Linked DNA regions of Homo sapiens: region 1 is linked to region 2. Evidence: read pairs that join two places in POLR2A ChIA-PET (ENCODE). Cell type or tissue: MCF 10A. All regions are shown on one strand. Links, peaks and the distances in the headings refer to the core of each region. The heading gives the core; the rest is flanking DNA.

Region 1 (10,555 bases), core at 1,014-9,013, 520 kb after region 2:
TCACTCAAACCGTAGAATGTACCACAGCAAGGATGAATCCTAATGTAAATATGTACCTTGGGAGATTATGAGTCAATTGTAGGTTTATCAGTTATAACGAATGTAGCACTCCGGTGGGGGATGTTGATAATGGGGAGGATGTGCATGTATAAGGACTAGGGGTATATGGGAACTCCCTGTACCTTCCTCTCAATTTTGCTGTGAACCCAAAATGTCACTAAAAGATTAAGACTTTAACAGCAACACCTTTAAGGAAAAAAAAAAGGAAGAAGACTATTGTGGTGGTCCAGCCAAGATGTGGCATTACCTTGGCTAGGGATGGTGACAATGAAGATGATGAGAAGGGGTATTTAAGGTAAATGTGACAGGCTGAAGATAAGTTTGATATAAGCATGGGGGAGGATGAGGTGTTAAGGATGGTGCCCAGGTACCCAGCTTTTGGAACTGGGTAGATGCTGATGTCATTTGGTGAGATGGGAGTCCTACAAAGGGACCGGAAGGTGAGGGAAAAGATAATGATTCAGCCTAAGCCACAGGAAGTTTGCAGTGCCTTTGCAATACCCAAGTGGAGATGACTGTCTAAGCACCAGACAGAGAGGCCAGAGCTTGAGATACAGACTCAGGAGTCATCAGTCAGTTGTGGCCATGTAAGATGGGAAGGAAGTCTTCAAAGCCAGGGGAGTATATAGCATTAAAGAGAAAAGGGCTTTTATGTGTCTTTAGGAATTCCACCCCATGGCATTGGAAAAGAAGATGGGCATTAAAAAAAAAAAGAAAGAAAGAAAAGAAAGAAAGCCTGAGGTGGATTTGCTGCGAAATAATTCTCTACCTTGTATGAGTCCCATCCAAGGCCTTTTATTTATAATTTTGTATTCCTTTAAAGATAGCCCCCCAAAATAAAAACGCTTCAAGTCCAAAAATCTGCTCATGCCCTGGCATTCTTAGATGTAGGGGAAAACTTAGGGAAACGTGCAACACACAAAATCAACAGAAGAGAGTTTTCATGGTAGGAGGAACTGCAGAAAGGCTGCTGAGTGAAGTAAGATGATGTTTAGAATGTGGATCTCACAGGACTCAAAAACCATCAGGTAGGTAGGAGAAAAGAACATGAGTGAGAGTTGAGGACCCCTCCCAGGCTTCCAGCTTGTGGGACAGAGTAGATGTGCTGCTGAGGAAGGAATTCAGGAAGAGGAGCAAGATTGGTCCAATATGTCTTGGGGCCACAGAGAATTCCCTTCCAGTCACGGAAATCAACTATCACTATCCCGCTGGCCTCAAACTCCCTTCTTGAAGTGAACCATTACCTTTTTCTTCTACCATTCTCATTACTTTCCTCTGAACAAGCTCCACACTCAGAAACTGAAGGCTCTCTCCCAGATGTAGTCCAAGCAGCCTGGAGGAGCACACTCTACAGCCCAACATCTTGGTTCTAGAGACGCCATCCCAGTGGCTCTCCACGGGCGCTTCCTTTCCCATCCTTGCCAACTTGTCCACTTTCTGTTCATGTTCTGCTTCTTTTTTATTTTATTTTATTTTAGAGACAGAGTGTCACTCTGTCACCCAGGCCAGATTGCAGTGGGGCAATCATGGCTCACTGCAGGCTCGAATTTCTGGCCTCAAACAAGACTCCTGCCTCAGTCTCCCAAAGTGCTGAGATTCCAGGCATGAGCCACTGAGGCTGGCCCATGTTCTGCTTCCAAGCCACATCTCCCCCATCCTATATTTGTACCATTGAACTTTTTTTGTACCCAAATGCCATGTTTTACGTTTGTCAGTGTAAAATTTCAAATTCATAGATTTGGTCCATCTCTCTAGCTTATTAAAAATGTTTTCCAGCCCTGATTCTTAGTGAATTGTCACTTCAGGGATGTCTGTACTGTATTGTGGCATGGTCTTCTGCACAGTAGCCAAAAAAAGGAATGTCATGTATTATGACAGGCAAATTATAATAATCCTGACTGCATTACATAACATATTCTCTGCTTACAGAGTCAGACTACATCTAGTTGAATATTCATGCATGCATACATGCTGTAACTTACTCATTAAATTATAGTTACAAGTCAATGTAAACACATGGACACAGGGAGGGGAACAACACACACAGGGGCCTGGTGGTGGAGGGATGGGGGAGGAAGAACATCAGGTAAAATAGCTAGTGCATGCTGGGCTTAATACCTAGGTGATCGATTGATAGGTGAAGCAAACCACCATGGCACATATTTACCTATATAACAAACTTGCACATCCTGCATATATACCCCGGAACTTGAAATTTAAAAAAAATTATAGTTACAACTATCAACATGGATAAATCTAAAAATATAATGTTGAGCCAAAACAAAAATCAAATTGCAGAATATCTGCAGCATTATATTATTTGTATAAAGTTTTAAAATATGTAAAGCAATACCATGAATTGTTTATGAATTCATACATACGTGGTATAAAAATATGCAAATAAATGAAAAACACCAAACTTAGGAGAGTGATTGCCTTCAAAAGGGAGGACGGGAATGGCATTGGGAAAGGGTGCCAGGAGGCTTCCACTGTATAAACAAATGTTACATTTACTTTTTGAAAACATCTGAAACAAAGCAAAAATGCTAAGATTTGACAAAATGAGAGTACCTAGGAGGTTTTTTTTACTATTCCCTATACAGTACTTTTCTAGGTGCTTAAAATATTTCAAAAAAAATTTAAGTTCACAATCTAGTGGAAGAATAATAAGTGATACAAGAGAGGCATTGATAAAAGATATGGGAGAATAGGAGAGGAAAACAATTTTAATAGGAGAATTTATATTGCTAACTTCATCGTCAATAGAAATATGGCCAATGTATGTGTCTGATTCTTGTAATTCAATAAAGATTTTTTAAGCCCCAACATATTAGTTGTTAGAGGCACAGGTATGACCATGGCAGAGTCTGTAACATCAAATCATACACAGTCTACAAAGGAAACAGACTTCACAGACACAATGAAGCAATAACCAACCAATGTTGTGTTAGGATTACATAAAAGGTTCTGAGATCCCTATGTCTGCCTGGGTAAAATCTTCACAGACAAGGAAATATCTCAGCTAGACCTTCAGAAATAAATGGGAAGAGAGAGACAGAAAGGTAAAACCAGTGACAGGGTCAGCATATAAGAGATGAGGAGTCGTGAAAATTCAATGTAACTAACGATGAGCCTGAAAAGGGACAAATTTATGAAATGGTTCTTCTCGATGTGCCAAATGCCTGCCTCTTTCCAACAAGTATTTGTTGAAGGAAGGAATCTGTATCTCAACCTATGGACAAAAGGCAGCCAATGGAAGAATTTCATTAAGGGAGTATGAATAGAAGTGGTGAGAAGGAAGATGTTGGCTGGATTGAGTAGGGGAGGGGAGCAAGACCAGAGGTTCTCAGACTGGTACAGTGGAGAGGAGCTGGGGACCTAAACTAATACTGAGCAGTTGAGAGGGTGACAAGAGAAACTCACTGGAGATAAATGTTTGAAGTCGAGTGAGCAGATTTCATAATTCATTAGTTGTAGGGAGTAACAAAAAGGAGGAAGTGGAAAACATTTTAAAATCCCAGTTGGCCAGATAAATCAATTTTATAAAGATATACTTTACATAAAATAAAAATGCACCTATTTTAAGTATACAGTTCAGTAAGATTGGGCAAATGCATATATTCATGTAAGCACAACCAAGATATAGAATATTTCCATCATCCAAAAAGTTATCCTAGGACTTCTATAGTGAGTAAACCACTCTCTGACTCTGCCAAATCCAGATAGCCACGAATGTGTTTTCTGTCATTATAACTTAGTTTTTTTCTTTTCTGAAATTTCATAAAAATTTCATAAAAGTAGAATTGTACAGTGTGAACCCTTTTGTCTGCCTTCATGTTAAAATATTGTGTCTGCATAATATTTTTGAAATTCATCAATTTTTTGGTCTTTATAAGTAGTTTGTGCCTTTGTATTGCCAAGTAATGTTCCCTTTTGTGGATATACCATGTTTAATTTATTTATTCACCTGCTGATGGATGTTTGAGTTGGTTCCAATATGGGGCTATTACAAATAAAGCTGCTATGAAGCTGGGTGTGGTGGCTCATGCCTGTAATCCCAGCACTTTGCGAGGCCGAGTCAGGCAGATCAATTGAGGCCAGGAGTTGGAGACCAGCCTGGCCAACATGGTGAAATCACATCTCTACTAAAAATAGAAAAATTAGCCAGACATAGTGCTGCATGCCTGTAATCCCAGCTACTCTGGAGGCTGAGTCATAAGAGTCGCTTGAACCCAGGAGGCGGAGGTTGCAGTAAGCTGAGATCACACCACTGCACTCCAGCATGGGAGACAGAGCAAGACCTTGCCTCAAAATAAATAAATAAATGAAGCTGCTATGAACATTTATGTACAAGTCTTTGCGTGGACATATGTTTTTATTTCTCATGAGGGAAATAGCTAGGAGTGAAATTGCTAAAGCACATGGTAAGTGTGAAGTGAACTGTACAAGAAACCGTCAATCAGTCTCCAAAGTGGCTGTACCATTTTATATTCCCATCAGCAATACAGGCAAGCTCCAGTTGCTCCATATCATTGCCAACACTTGCTTGTCAGTCTTTTAAATTTTAGACATTCTTGTGGGTGTATAATGGTGTCTCATTGTGAATTTAATTTTTATTTGTCTGATGACTAATGGTGTTGAGCATCTATTCATGTGCTTGTCCATTTGTACATATTCTTTTAAAAATTGTCTATTCAGGCTGGGTGCAGTGGCTCATGCCTGTAATTCCAGAGTTTTGGGAGGCTAATGTGGGAAGACAGCTTGCAACCAGAAGTTTGAGACCAGCCCGGTAACATAACAACACCCTGTCTCTAGGAAAAAAAAAAATTATCTTAATGTGATGGCATATGCCTGTAGTCCCAGCTTTGTTTTTGGGAGGCTGAGGAGGGAAGATCACTTGATCCTAAGAGTTTGAGGCTGCAATGTGCTATGATCATGCCACTGCACTCCAGCCTGGGTGACAAAGTGAGACCCTGTCTCTAAAAAAGAAAAAAAATGTCTATTTAATCTTGGTTGAACTCTATTCAACTCTTGGTTGGAAGAGTTCTTTATATATTTCAGGAGACTGGGAAGGTAGAGAACACATCAAAGTGAGCTGGGGAGCAGTGGAGAAAGAGCAGCTTTAAAAGGTTGGAGAAGGAGGCAGGAAGTACATACAAGACTTTTTTTTTTTTTTTTTTTTTGAGATAGAGTTTCACTCTTGTCGCCCAGGCTGGAATGCAATGGCACGATCTCAGCTTACTGCAACTTCCGCCTCCTGAGCTCAAGCAATTCTCCCGCCTCAGCCTCCCAAGTAGCTGGGATTACAGGTGCCCACCACCATACCCGGCTAATTTTTGTACTTTTAGTAGACATGGGGTTTCGCCATGTTGGCCAGGTTGGTCTCGAACTCTTGACTCCAAGTGAACCACCCGCCTCGGCCTCCCAAAATGCTGGGATTACAGGCATGAGCCACCGCACCAGGCCATACAAGACATGTTGGTCGAGGTGCAGGAAGAAAGCTGGAAATGTGTTCTGAAGCCCATGAAAGGGTGATCTGCAAAGAGACTGAGTTTCAAGATAACAGAATCTTATCTAAGTGTCAACTGCCACAAAAAGGTCGAGTAAAATAAAGACAAAAAAAGTGGACTTCAACAGTGGTTTTTAAACTGTGGGCAACAGCCTGTTAGAAACCAATTTAGTAGAGTCTGACCAGTATTTCTTTTAAAAAAATTAAATAGAATAGAAAAGTGTATTGCAGGTACTAAGGTTAAGTGTAGTTCCATGAAATTTTTCTCTGTTATATATGTGTATTGTGTTCTGGGTCACAGAGTAAGATATATCTTTAACTTTGGGTTATGGTAAAAGAAAATCTTGGAAGAAGAAAGGAGGCTACTGATGTCCATCCCAACATTATCCTAGAATAGGGCAGTGGCTAATAATTTGGACCCAGATCTGGCTTCAAGCCCAGGCTTCCTCCCCTTTGTTAGATGTGTGATCTTGAATAAGTTACGGAAACTCTCTAATTCTCACTTTCACTTTTCTTAAATACAAGTTGGGAATAATGATAATGTTTACCTCGAAGAGCCGTTAACAGAGCTGCTTTTGGGCACACTGGAGCCCAGTGCCTCCCTCTCAGGACAGATACAACCTGAGCAAGGGGCTCAGCTGAACCAATGAAGTCTGGATTAGATTTTAGCCCTGGCCCCTCTGCTGGGATGCTAGTGTGAAAGCAAACTACACAAGCTTCTGCTCTTATCAGGGTTAAATGGGATTATGCTTGCAAAATATTCTGTATGATGTCCAGAACAGGGCAAGCTCTCCCATAACCATGGGCTGTCATCATTACTGATTGTTACCCTTGTTAGAGAAGATGCCAAATCTCAATAGATTAAGGATATGGAGATATTGCATAGAATCTATCCTTAAAACAATCTAAATTTGGTGGAAACAACCTAAATATCCATTAACTGATCAACAAAATATGGTATATCCATATAATGGAATACTATCCAGTCATAAAAAAGAATGGAGAACTGATGTGTGTTACAAAGTGGATAAACCTAAGTGAAAGAAGCTAGTCACAAAAGGTCACATACTGAATATAAAATATTCAGAATATGCAAATCCATAGAGACAACAAGTGGATTAGTCATTGCTAGGGGCTGAGTGGGAGGAGGGAAGGGGAGTGGCTGCTTAACTGATGCGGGTTTCTTTACGGGTAGATGGAAATGTTCTGAAGCTGCATAGTGGTGATGGTTTTACAACACTGTGAATGTACTAAATGCCACTAAATTGCACACTTTTAACTGGTTTAAGTGGTAAATTGTATGTGTATTTTACAACTTTTTTTAAAAGCCCCATTCAACTTAAGGATGCTTCACCACTGCCCTTTCATCATTTTCCCAAGCTATCTCAAAGAAAAGAGTTTGCTTGGGAGCACAATGGAAAAGATTAGCTCGAGAGAGTGGTAGAGCTGAGGGAAGGTTTTCCTGAGAATGGGCAGAAAAGAGCAGGTTTGGAAGGAAGGGAGCCGGGGGAATGGAAAGTGACAGAGGAAGAGGGGAACAACACACTGTAGTCTCCCCTGCTGCACTTTGATGCAGCTCTGAAGGCTTCTTAAGGACCTGTGTTACCTGCTGGAAGGTTCTTGGGGCCACCGCAGCACAATCTCTTTGTTAGAAGGACCCTGAAGCAGTGGGGTGAACACAGATGGGCCCCTCCTCCCCTCCTTAGATGTGGCATGTATACTGTTGCTGTTCCTAAGGGAGAAATAATTGGACAGATAATTAATAATAATAATACCTCATGACTGCCTCTCTGGCAGGTGCTTAGCTATAGCCCCAGGAGCTTGGTAGCTGAATAATCCTCTATTATAAATTGATTTCTCAGTGAATAGTATTATTGGTATTAATAATTAGAGCCAATTTACTATTACATACACTATTGAGGGGAGCAACAATGTGTGTAATCTGCAGCACAAGATGACTTTTTAAATGCTTTGCATTGTGTCACGGGTATTTGGCTGTCCTTCAATATATTTACTTTCTTGATTATGTCTGACTTGGGATAATTTGAAAGTCACTTTGCATTCCCAGAGGAGGGCCATGCAAGTATCACTCTCCTGGTTTCTTTCCTTCCTGCAAACATGCTTAGCTCTCCCCATTCTAATAAATGTTGACCTTAAACTAAAAACCAGCTTTTAAAAATTCTATAAATAATATAATTGAGAGCAAGATATATTAGAATGATGGTAGCAGTAATTAATGAGTCTCAGTCTAATCTGCCTTAAAACATTTGGGCAATGTTTACTAGTCAATAACATTTAAATCTCCTTGATAGTCGTTCATCCAATAAACAAATTTTGAGGGCCATATAGCGGGTGCAGAAGATACAGAAATAAATAAGATCATTGCTCTCAAGGAACCACTGCTCTAGCAGAGGAAACAGATGTAGAAACAAATCTTTCCTCTCAAATTTAATAAATATAAGGAAAAAGCAATCAACTCAGCCTGGAATCAAGGCCTTCAGTGAGGATATACATGAGAGCTATCTAAAAATACTACCTCATGTAGCTATAAAATATTTGATTTTTTCCACTTAAGCATATTTATTTATTTTTCATTTCATATAATTTCAACTTTTATTTTAGATTCAGGGGCAAATGTGCAGAATTGTTACATAGATATATTGTGTGATGCTGAGGTTTGGGGTATGAATGATCCCATCACCCATGTAGTGAGCATAGTACCCAATAGGTAGTTTTGCAACCCTTGCCCTCTTCAACCTCTCCCCTCTTTTAGCCTCCAGTGTCTATTATTGCCCTCTTTATGTCTATGAGTACCCAATGTTTAGCACCCACTTATAAGTGAGAACACACAGTATTTGGTTTTCTGTTCCTTTGGATTATGGCATCCAGATGCATCCATGTTGCTGCCAAAGGCATTAGTTTGTTCTTTCTTTTTATGGCTGCATAGTATTCTATGGTGTATATGTACCACATTTTCTTTATCCAGTCCATCTTGGATGGACACCTGGGTTCATTCCATGTGTTTACTATTGTGAATAGTACTGCAATGAACATACAAGTACATGCGTCTTTTGGTAGAATGACTTATTTTCCTTAGAGTATATATCTAGTAATGGGATTTCTGAGTTGAATGGTAGTTCTGTTTTAAGTTCTTTGAGAAATCTCCAAACTGCTTTCCACATTGGCTGGATTAATTTACATTCCTTCACAGTGTATAAGTGTTCTCTTTTACCTGCAGCTTCACCAGCTTCTGTCGTTTATGACGTTTTAATAATGGCCATTCTGACTGGTGTGAGATGGTATCTCATTTTGGTTTTGATTTGCATTTCTCTGATGATCAGTGATGTTGAGCATTTTTTCATGTTTGTTAGCTGCCTGCATGTCTTCTTTGAGAAGTTCCCGTCTTTTGCCCACTCTTTAACGGGGTTATTTGTTTTTCGCTTGTTGAATTGCTTAAGTTCTGTATAGATTATGGGTATTAGATCTTTGACAGATGTGTAGTTTGTGAATATTTTCTCCCATTCTGTAGGGTTTCTGTTTCCTCTGATGATAGTTTCTTTTGCTGTGCAGAAACTCTTTAGTTTCATTAAATCCCACTTGTGAATTTTTGCTTCTGTTGCAATTACTTTTGAGGATTTCGTCGTAAGTTCTTTCCCAAGGCCAATGTCCACAGGGTCTTTCTGAGGTTTTCTTCTAGATTCTTGAAGTTTGAGGTCTTACATTTAAATCTTTAATTCATCTTTTCTTTTTTTTTTTTTTTTTGAGACAGAGTCTTGCACTGTTTCCCAGGCTGGAGTGCAGCGGCTGATCTCGGCTCACTGCAAGCTCCGCCTCCTGGGTTCATGCCATTCTCCTGGCTCAGCCTCCCAAGTAGTTGGGACTACAGGCACCCGCCACCACGCCTGGCTAATTTTTTATACTTTTAGTAGAGACAGGGTTTCACCGTGTTAGCCAGGTTGGTCTCAATCTCCTCACCTCGTGATCCGCCTGCCTCGGCCTCCCAAAGCGCTGGGATTACAGGCATGAGCCACCACGCCCGGCCAATTCATCTTTTGTATATGATGAAAGCTAGGGGTTCAGTTTCATTCTTCTACATACATCCAGCCAGCTATACCAGCATTATTTATTGAATGGGGAGTCCCTTCCACATTGCCTATTTTTGTCATCTTTAATGATGATCACGTGGCTGTAGGTATATGGCTTTATTTCTGGGTTCTCTATCCTGTTCCAGTGACCTATGTGTCTGTTTTTGTAACAGTACCAAGCTGTTTCAGTTACTGTAGCCTTATAGTATAGTTTGAAGTTAGGCAGTGTGATGCTTCTGGCTTTGTTCCTTTTGCTTAAGATTGCTTTGGCTATTTGGGCTATTTTTCTGGTTCCATATGAGTTTTAGAATAGTTTTTTCTAGTTCTGTCAAAAATGGCATTGATAGTTTGATAGGAATGACATTGAATCTATAGATTGCTTTGGGCAGTATGGCCATTTTAATGATATCAATTCTTCCAATCCATGAGCATGAAATGTTTTTTCATTTGTTTATGTCATCTACAATTTCTTTCAGCAGTGTTTTGTAACTTTTGTAGAAACCTTTCACCTCCTTGGTTAGATGTACTCCCAGGTATTTGTGCATGTGTGTGTGGCTATTGTAAATGGGATCGTGTTCTTGATTTGGCTCTCGGCTTGAACATCATTTCTGTATAGAAATGCTACTGAGTTTTGTACATTGATTTTTGTATCCTGAAACTTTACTGAAGTCAGTTCCAGAAGCCTTCTGTCAGAGTCTTCAGGGTTTTCTAGGTAGCCAATCATATCATCAGTGAAGAGATATTTTGAGTTCTTCTTTTCCTATTTGATGCCTTTTATTTCTTTCTCTTGATTTCTCTGGTTAGGACTTCCAAGATATTTTATTCATGTATGTAGAGCCAACCCAATCAAAGATTATAATTAACCTATTTTTAGTGCACCTCAGACTTTACCTGTTTAAAC
Region 2 (10,555 bases), core at 1,204-9,203:
GACACAGAGGAGAAGCAGCAGCAAGGACAGGTTTTGCAGAAAGCATAACGAATATGTATGAAATACTGGGTCTAGTAGATAGCTGGATTGACCTACCTAGGCTCAGGTGAGAGTTCCTGGCTGGAGAGAATAGACCTGAAGTTGCCATTATTCTAAAGGTAATTAAAACTATTTCTAGATAGGATGGCTCACAAAGCAATGGAACACTTATGTTCTATCTAGGCACAAAGCTAATGTCAAAGTCTCATTCTGGTGTCCTAGGTCTGTAATTGTGAAAGAGTTATCTACTCTGAAGAGTGCTTTTTATTGCCCTATGAACTGTATGAGATGGCACATACCTCTTTTGGAAACATGGAGTGATTTCTTCCTTTCATTACCAGTCCCTGAAGCAAACTGGTGAAAGGGTGGCCTCTGACTCCGTTTCCTAGTGAGTGAATACTAATGAGAACAACTGCCCTTCAAACAACAGAAGATGCAATCAGCAAGCAACTAGCTATGCTGCAGGACCGACAGAGGGAATCTGGTTAAGGATTTGGCCAAATTTCTGAAAACGTTCTTCTCCCTGGAGGAATTCTGTCATTAGGATGAATGACACTGTCAGTTAAACAAAATTTTCTGATTAATGTAATTTGGGCTTTTTGTTTGTTTTGACATGTGAATTTGCGAGAAGGATGAGTGGTGTTAGGAATTACTACTGTGCATATTCCTCTATCTTAAATTCATTTACATCCCTCCATTTAAGTTGCCATAGAGGTTGCTATGGAGAGCTTTATGTCCAGTGACATAAATGAACCCCAAAATACATGTGTTACAAATGCACCTACCCCAATTTTGTATTCAGTGATTGTTAAATTATTTTGAAAATATGAGTAGCCTCTGGTAATTAGAGAATACAGAGGCTACAGAATTCTTTACCTCCAATATTGCTCTCAGGTGTTAAATTTCAATAAAAGCAAATCCCTTACAAATTTTGCCGTAGGTATAATATTTATTCTCATGTTGGCACAGAACAGTCTCATAGCTTGCTTCTGTAAGCATGATAAAGTCCTGCTCTCTGTTTGTATGCATTTCAACAAGTATCTGCCTGGAAATTTCAATTTGAGACTGGTGCCATGATATCCTAAAGGCTTCTAGTTAGATGGGGAAAACATGGTCCTTTATTAATTCAGGAAAAACAGGAACAAAGGGAATTCTAGATTTCAGCCACCCCTCTGAAGGTGTTGGACTGCAAGGCTTACTGAATTCTTGTATCTCCCTTATGTGAAATCTTTCTCAACCACATATCTAGAACACCACTCATTCATTAATAACAAATTATTTCTAGCATGCCTTACTTCTGGTGTACATTTACATAACAATATTTGAAGTGTCCGCCGTTTATATCTGCTGTGTGAATTCTGCTGATTAGTTTTCTCCAAATGCCAACTAACCTCTCTTAATGTGTAGATCAAGTTTACCCTGCACATGGATTTATACCATACTATTCATAGTATTTTTAAATAAATTACCAAACAGAAAATTCTAAATACTTTATTTTTAAAAGTACAAAAACCTCACAGAGTCATATTCAAAGTTTCCACCAAAATGGATAACATTGACCATTTTTGGCAGTACAAAAATGCACCTCCCCCATCCCATACACTAAAAGATATAATATCTAAGAGATGATGCCTAAAACAGGACACTTCGCAAGCATGCATGCCATTCATTTTACACACAGTCTCCCAGGGAAAGGACTTGAAACTACAGATCCTGGCCAGGATTCCACCGACTTGTTCCTCATCTCCCAGAGACTATTGCTGGGAAGGGCTAGAATAACTCCACAGAGACTCATTTCTGCTATAGCATAGCACTATTTTTTTATCCACTAATTTGGGAGTGGACAGTAATTTATATTAGCATGTCTTGTCAACAATATGTAGGGGTTCCTTGTCAGTATGTGAGAATAGCACCCTTTAATTAAATAAAGGTTTGACAGCACAGCCATGGGTAGGATAGATCCAAAAGTATGTCCTATTCACCACTTAATAAGGAAATAAACTTATTATCAGGAAAGTATGTTGTGTATAACAGTCAGATAGTATAATGTTCATCTCCTCTATAGTATGTAATAAAAAAGCTTTTGGCCAGGTTGGGTGGCTCATGCCTGTCATCTCAGCATGTTGGGAGACTGAGTTGGGAGGATCATTTGAGGCCCAGAGTTGGAGACCAGCCTGTACAACATAGTGGAACCCTGTCTCTACAAAAAAAAAAAAAAGAAAGAAAGAAAGAAAGAAAGAATTAGAAGGGTGTGGTGGTGACATGCACCTATAGACCTAGATACTCAGGAGGCTGAAGCAGGAGGATGAGGATAGCTTGAGCCTAGAGTTTGAGGTTATAGTGAGGACTATGATGGCACCACTGCACTCCAGCCAGGGTGACAGAGAAAGACCTTGCCTCAAAAGAAAAAAAAAAAAAGAGGAAAGATTGAAAGGAAAAACCTTTTCGGGTTTTGGGGTGGGATGTCTCTGGACCTGCAGTACAACTGAAATAGGATTCAAGGCTCCAGAAAGAAAACAGACCCCTGAGGGAAGGGGGTGATGATCTTCTTTTGAGATATTAGAATGAGGTGGGTTTTGATGGCTTGAAGGGCACAGATACTTCCTTATTCCTCAGGCCATGGTTGAGGAGCCTTTTCCTAATAATCTAGAACAGACTCGGAGATATAGACTATTTGTAAATAAGATTACTTTATTCCTGCATCTTGATTGTTTCTTCCTTATATTTTCCCTTTCCCTTTCCCACTTGGCAAGAATTGGCTTTCTGTTCAAGGATCTTTTTGCATCTTTGTCCAGCTTTAGCCTGGTGATAACTGCCCTGCTGCGGTGAATGCCCACATGGGTGGTTTTGCAATTAGCTTTTTTTCCACCGCACCTGTTCAATGTAGATGACATATTTCATCCTGTAAACCTGGATTACTTTGCCAATTTGCTGACCTTTATAGTGTCCTCACACAACTGAACTTCATCATCCTTTCAGATGGGCATGGATTGAACATCGTACTCTGTCTTAGCTCTTTGGAAAGAAGGGAAAATGTAATCCTCCTGAGAATGTGGGAAGGCTTATTGAAATGTCCTTTATGGTTCTTGATTCAGTCTATAGTGATAAATGGATTGAATTTCATTTTGGTCACTGCCACTTCGGCGATGGCCACAAAAAAAGAGATGACTATTTTTATAGTAATTAGTCTGGTTATCCGAAGGTGAGAGATGCCTCTCAATTCATGTTTCATTTTTTGCCTATGGATGTGGGGCGGTAACTTTAGCCCATTCCTTTCTTCTCCACATTAGGGGCTGAATGGATGGCCCACCCAATAACCCCATCAGTTCACCCAGATAGGTCCCTGAGCCTCACTTTTGCAAACCTCAGATTTGCTTACAGCAATCTGAAGCAAATAGTTTGGGGGCGACTATGAGGCAGTTCTTACATGTTTCAATAATGCTTGGTGGAATTTTGTTGTACCCCTTCCACCCATGTGTCCAATTATACCATACAGGACAAGGTGAATGAAGATGTTTTATTTTCAAGGTTCAGTAGGGAAGTATGTTTGAAATTGGTTGAGGACTCTAAGCTCTTTCCCCCCGCCAACAAAAAAAAATATTTCTGGGAAATATATTTCTGTCTTCTATATAATGATCATGGCTGTTTGTTGTATGAATGTGACAGAAGCTGCAAGAAAAATGAGTAATCAGATGCCAATACCACCTCTGACACCCCTAGATCAGCAAAAAAGTGCAAGTGGTTTGTCTGCTAATAGCTGGAAATTGTGCTACAAGTATGTGTTGTCGGAAACTTTAAAATCACAAATATGTATGTTTAAATATTAGTATGTAGATAGATGATAATACTGCTGTAGTTGGCTGAAAGGGAAAGAAAAGTCACCATGATGTTAACACAGCAAAGCTATCATCCATCATGAAGGAAATGCTTAGATGCTCACAATAAAAGAATTGAAGTTAGAAACACGGATTATTATGAATACAGCAGATGATGTTAAGGTACAGTGTTTAGGGAGAATGTATCCGACAGCCCCAAGGATTTGGTTGAGACAGAGCTGCTGGCTATTTCTTTATATTTTTTGTTGTTGTTTTGCTGCCATAGAAGCCTCAGTCCCTAGGATAGAGAGGGCATCTCTGTTGTCAGCCTGTGATACAAGCTTTAGCAGCACCAAACTGCCACGGGGCTGCCCCCAGCTTTCCTGAGATACAGTGGGGAGATGCTTTGTGCAGTTCCCCCACACAATGCATCAGAAACATGGGCTCTGGGGCTCTGGGGACCACACAGGAGCTATGGGGAAGGAGGCTGAAGTAGCCAAGAGTAATGATGGGGAGGTTTTATTTATTTATTTATTTATTTATTTATTTATTTATTTATTTATTTTCAGAAACCGAGAATTCCTATGTGAAATTGTTATTGTGCTGAATATGACCCCACATTTTCTTTTGGAAATCCAAACCAGACACTATCTTATACAGACCCCTGACATGTGAGGTGATCATCAGGAGTTTGCAGAGACTTATGGTCAGTGCAAGACCCAGAGGTTTTCATTCCAGCTCCCATTATCAAGAGAAGGTGTAAATAGCCCATCGTCCTCACCCATTTCTGTGCTGTGGAATCCCTGGTTGCAGAGTATTTCAAAGTATACTGATCATAGGTTGATAGCGGTAAAGGATAAAATTGGGAGTGTACATGAAAAGGTAAAATCTGTTCTTCCTACTCAGATGATTCATTGTAGTAATCAGCATCGGGTGGATTCTCATCACTTGGAGACTCACTCATGTCTTGCCGGAGCTCTTACAAAGTGTTGCTAAGGTAGGACACTGCTGGTGCAGGTGGGGATAGTTCACAAGGCTCAGGGTCTTTCTTTCAGAAAAAAAGATACAGAGGAGAGATGTTTCTTTTTTCTTTTTTTTTCCAGCACATGGTTGTTACCCAAAGTTATTTTACTGAATTAGTTTAATTTTTTTTTTTGATGGAAACTAATGAGGTGGTGGCATTCATATAAGAAATTCACTTTTTTGAGTATACTTATGACTGTATATGTACTTCCATCTCTTTGTTACCAGAGAAAATATAAAAACGCAAATACATGACAATGCTATAAATACTGTAATAACCTGGAATCACATCTAATCTACAAAATAATTTTTAATTAAAAAGTAAATCATCTGAAAATAAAGAGATGTTTCTATTAATGTGGCCATGGTGGATGGGAAAGCTCTGTTTCTGAGAGGTCATCAACGCCCCCAAATGGTTTTTGTACTTTCATACTCTGATTATTATTACAAGATGACAAATATGAGGATGCTCCTGGGTTGACTCATATCTGTGGCAAACACCATGTAACTTGTAGTAATAAACACCCATGCAATTGCACACATTCAGGATGATTCAGCTGTCTGTCATCACAGCATGAAAAGTGGCCTACACTGTTTCTCCCTCCTCTGGGCCTCTTCAGATTGGCACAGTGGAAAAACACCACCACAGAGATTAGCTTTCAAGAGAGACACGGAGTGGTGAGTGCTTTTGGTGCACTTCCTCAAAGACACAGGAATGAAAGTTTTGTCAAAAAAATCAGATCAGATTTAAAAATTGTAAGAGTTTATTGTGCACTCAAAAGAATAGCTGGGGAACTGGGAGGCTTCAAACCAGAAGAGGTAAGAAGCTCTGCTTATGGCCAGGCGTGGTGGCTCACGCCTGTAATCCCAGCACTTTGGGAGGCCAAGGCAGGTGGATCATGAGGTCAGGAGATCAAGACCATCCTGGCTAACATGGTGAAACCCTGTCTCTACTAAAAATACAAAACATTAGCCGGGCATGGTAGCGGGCGCCTGTAGTCCCAGCTACTCGGGAGGCTGAGGCAGGAGAATGGGGTGAACCTGGGAGGCGGAGTTTGCAGTGAGCCGAGATGGCGCCACTGCACTCCAGCATGGGCGACAGAGTGAGACTCTGTCTCAAAAAAAAAAAAAAAAAAAAAGAAGCTCTGCTTACAACAGTTACTGTGCAGTTTATAAAGCATTAAGGAGGAAGTATTGTGACCTTTTTTGTAATTGGTTGTTACACATTAACATTCTTTTAGGGCAAGTAGAGCTGTTTAAGCTGATCTGACTTTTGCTGATTAGTTTACTTTTACCGAATCCTGCTGGCAAAAACGTAAAGCTTTTATTTTGTGTTTCATTTATGATTAGGGCTACCATTTCTGAAAAATTAGGATGACTTCAGCTTTGGCTACCTGGCTATGGGCAATTGGCCTTGGATTATATCTAAACTATGACCTCCATTTTTTTTTTTAACCATTGCTTTCTTCCAGTGATTCTCTCAGCTGAACTCAGAGTGTGACCAACTACCTATCATTACTCTTGGTCATCACATTTTCTTTTCTGTAGACCTTTGTAGGAGCAAACTAGAATCTCATTAGATTCTGTGATTCTTGTCCAGGTAGTTTCTGTTGTTTAATCCTCATGGAGATAATCTGAAGAGTTCATGGCTGCTGAGAAGCATTTAAGACTAGAAAGATTATAATACACAAGGGATATTATCAATATGACTAACGGGGAGCTAATACCAAGAATTTGAAAAAGACCCTGAGTATTAATTGGAATATGTGGAGGGCTTTTTTGAAGGATAAGTATCTTTGGTTTTGGACCCCCAAAATACTCTGAACGTGTACAAGAAACAAGGCTACACACCTCATATTAAATTATGCAGCACTCATGTTCAAGTGAAGTTAGAGGGAGAGCTTGGGGACCAATTTTAATAATATTTAAATGCATTTATTGCTACTGATTTTCAAGACTGTTTACAACCACAATTCAAAGTCTTAGGATGAGTACATTACAGTAGACAGTTACTTAGTGAGAGATTGCTCTGAACCTGATGCCTCGGGAAGGATGTCAATATCCACAGAGCCCCACTCTCCTGACTGCATTTTTTTTACTTTTATTTTAGGTTCAAGGGTACATGTGCAAGATGTGAACGTTTGTTACATAGATAAACATGTATCTTTGGGGGTGTGTTATTCAGATTATTTCCTCACCCTGGTATTAAGCCTAATATCCATTGGTTATTTTTCCTGATCCTCTCCCTCCTCCCACCCTTCACTCTCCGATAGGCTCCAGTGTGTGTCATTCCCCTCTAGGCTTCCATGTATTCTCATCATTTAGCTCCCACTTATAACTGAGAATATGTAGTATTTGGTTTTCTGTTTCTGTTTCTGCATTAGTTTGCGGAAGATAATGGCCTCCAGCTCCATCCATGTCCCTGCAAAGGATATGATCTTGTTTGTTTGTTTTTGGTTTTTTTTTTTTTTTTTTTTTTTGAGACAGAGTTTCACTCTTCTTGCCCAGGCTGGAGTGCAATGGTGCAATCTTGGCTCACTGCAACCTCCGCCTCCCGGGTACAAGTGATTCTCCTGCTTCAGCCACCTGAGTAGCTGGGATTACAGATGCCTGCCACCAGGCCCGGCTAATTTTTTTGTATTTTTAGCAGAGACGAGTTTCACCACATTGGCCAGGCTGGTCTCGAACTCCTGATCTCAGGTGATCCACCCACCTCACCTCCCAAAGTGCTGGGATTACAGGCATAAGCCACCATGCCCGGCTGATATTCTTTTTTATGGCTGCATAGTATTCCATGGTGTATACGTACCACATTTTCTTTGTCCTTTCTATCACTGATTGACATTCAGGTTGATTCCATGTCTTTGCTATTGTGAATAGCAATATAATGAACATATGCATGCATGTGTCTTTAGAATAGAATGATTTATATGGGGGGGGGGTATATATAATCCCAGTAATGGGATTGCTGGGTCGAATGGTATTTCTATATTTGGGTCTTTGAGAAATCTTCACAAAGTTTTCACAATGTTTGTACTAATTTATGCTCCTGCCAACAGTGTATAAGTGTTCCTTTTTCTCCACAACTTTGCCAGCATCTGTAGCCCTGACTGCATTTTTATTCCCTGAAGCTAAACACATTTCCACAGGCCTTGAGTTTTCTGGGGAATATGGGACACGTTCCCCACTTAAAAAAAAAAAGTTTCAAAATCAGAAATATGTAGGTATCATGACAGTTCTGAAATATTATAGCTGTCAGATGATACTAGCTGACAGAGGAAAGATTTCCCAGTGATATGAAAAGAATAAGTTGTTTCATCAGTAGACAAAGTTATGGCATTACAATAAGAATATATAGATTCTGAATACAGCTGGTATTCTATAATGTAAAGTCATTACTTAGACGACTTGTAATGAAAGATACAAAATATATCTTTCAAATATATGTGCAGTGAGGGTGAGTCTCTAGTGAAGCATGCTGTCCTCTCTCTCTCTATTCTACCTGGCTTCTATGTTTGTGTGTGTGAGTCTATCCTCTTACTCCATGCATGCTGGCTTTTTTACTCCCACATGGCCTCCTCTGCTTGGAAGGATCATTTCATCCTAGTTTTCCAAGGACTGAGGTTTCTAGCAAGAAATGCCACGATGACATTTCCATATGACATGCCTACATGATCAATGGAGTGTCAACCTAAGTAACAAACAGAGAGAGGCTCTCTAAAAGAAAAATGATATTTATTCAAGAATAGGGCATTGCAATGGGAATATCTGTGACATGGTAAACTATGTGCATATTCAAGGAGGTAAAGGCAGATGAAGGGTTTTAAAGAAAAAGTTGGGGGGAATTACATAATTGTTTTGAGATAATTATTCTTGGCTACAAGGATCAATAACAAAAGTGGCACCAGATCAGGCTGGCTGGCAGTTTCTAGGGAGATGTCCTTGCAGGAGTATTTTTTGTGTGTGAGGTTGCAATGGCCTTTGTGCAAGGTTGTGGTTTTTTGTTATCAGCCATTTGTGCATGAGAGCTCTCTCTTCATGGCCTTCCCTGGTTCTGTTTGTCAGGGTTCTTAACACAAGTGACCCTGTTTTGATTCTGACAACTTTCACAAGAGGCACAATGGCCTGGGAATGTAATGGTTATTATCTTCTAGGGCTTCTATTATCTTCACCTGTTTCAAAGAGGGGAGCCAGAGTGCTGGGATTGGATTTAAACAACCTGGGAGGTGATTTATACCAGGACTATGGTCAATTCCATTCTCTTCGGGATTGGTTTTCTAAGTCGGCATGAATTAGTCTTGCCTCTGGAACCCAAGGATTCCTGTTTGTGGGGGCATTGAATAAATGCTATCTGCTTACACTAATGGTTCAAAGACTGGAGAGATGATGCCTGATGTTCACAGCACAAGTTTCTATTACTTTCAGGAAAAAGAGGAAGAACACTCACATATTAATAATGGTAATTCTGCAGACACTGAAAAACATCATTTTGATCTTGGAAAGGCCAAATTGTATTCACTCTAATGGACAGGTTTGTCTGCCCTGCTCTCAAGTGTTGGTGGAAAGCTAATATTTATGCTCTACTGCACACAGGCAAAGATCTGTCAGCAGACTCCTCTATGTTTATAAAGCCATAGTGGGGACTTGCTGTGCTTTAAGAGTAAATGTAGTCTGCAAGTGGCTGATAACATTCCTGAGATTTGTGAAGTTTGGCGTTTTAAAGACATTCCCACAGAGCTTTTGGTGATTATGTTCACCAACTCAACTGTAAGCAGGAAGCTTTTTTCCTAGCTGCACTGAGATTATCAGACTGTAAACAGAATATTTTGAGGGTTATTGCTTTAAAGAGTGGTTGCTTTGAACCCGCGAAGTATTAGTAAAATTGCTGCTGGAGGGGGAAGGTTGAGCTATGGTCAGATCTTTCCGATATGACTTTAGTGAGAAGTCTGGAAGTTTGCAACTATCAGTTTTCACCTTCTTAGCGTATGTCCTCTTGAAAAATTCAATTCAGAGATGATGATGTGGCTTTAGTTTGTGGAAGGATGCCAAAAACTCCACATGAACTCTAGCAAGTATCTTCAGAGCCTGCTTAACTGCAGCATACATTACAGAACAGGAGTCTTTAGCATGCCTGGCCCCGAGACTGTCAGCATCACAGAGGAGGATTGGCACCCATCTCTAGGTAATTACCCAGGTGAACACTCTAGTGAATTGTCACCTAGGCATCACACTGAGAGTTATTTCTGCACACCCCAAGTATTATAGCTCTATGACATAATGGTTCTCAAGATAATGGTGTCACACTGAACACTGGGAAAGGGCAGCAAAGCCAGTTTTGACAAGTTAAAGACCCCTGGGTCTGATTATTTCAAAAAGAGGGAGAATGAAGCCTCCAGCTTTGTTGTGCAGCAGCAGGCCATGGTTTGTGATAAAGACAGCAAGGGATGAAGAAAAAGGTGAAAAAGAAACTCTGCAAGGTGGCCCTATCTGTGTGATTATTATGACTGTAAAGCGTGCTCTTCTGGCTGCTGAATCCTTTGGAAGGCAGTGATATACTAGCCAAGCTCTTTAATTCTGGAATCAGCTTTGTGGGTGTGTATGTGTGTAAGGCAAACCTAATGGGAAATAGAGATAAGGTGTTATCAGAGATTTGTTTCTAAAGAAAATTATCTGGTGCT

Evidence for each region. Peaks named below come from ENCODE experiments on the same cell type or tissue, not always from the same donor. Only the 100,000 strongest peaks of a DNase experiment are listed, where the experiment ranks them.
Region 1: POLR2A ChIA-PET joins it to region 2 with 5 read pairs; 2 of 35 experiments call an interaction of 5 or more read pairs at or near these places.

The regions. Positions count from the first base shown.
Region 1 is chr11:93,572,853-93,583,407 of GRCh38, forward strand. No RefSeq gene overlaps it. Among named protein-coding and RNA genes, the nearest start is that of SMCO4, 35 kb to the left of the region's middle. In MCF 10A, for the core only: no CTCF peak of the experiment used is centred there; a DNase peak (open chromatin) is centred at 4,219.
Region 2 is chr11:93,049,665-93,060,219 of GRCh38, forward strand. It overlaps the pseudogene RPL26P31. Among named protein-coding and RNA genes, the nearest start is that of MTNR1B, 85 kb to the left of the region's middle. RefSeq lists an enhancer at 4,683-5,882. In MCF 10A, for the core only: a CTCF peak has its summit at 5,751; a DNase peak (open chromatin) is centred at 5,437.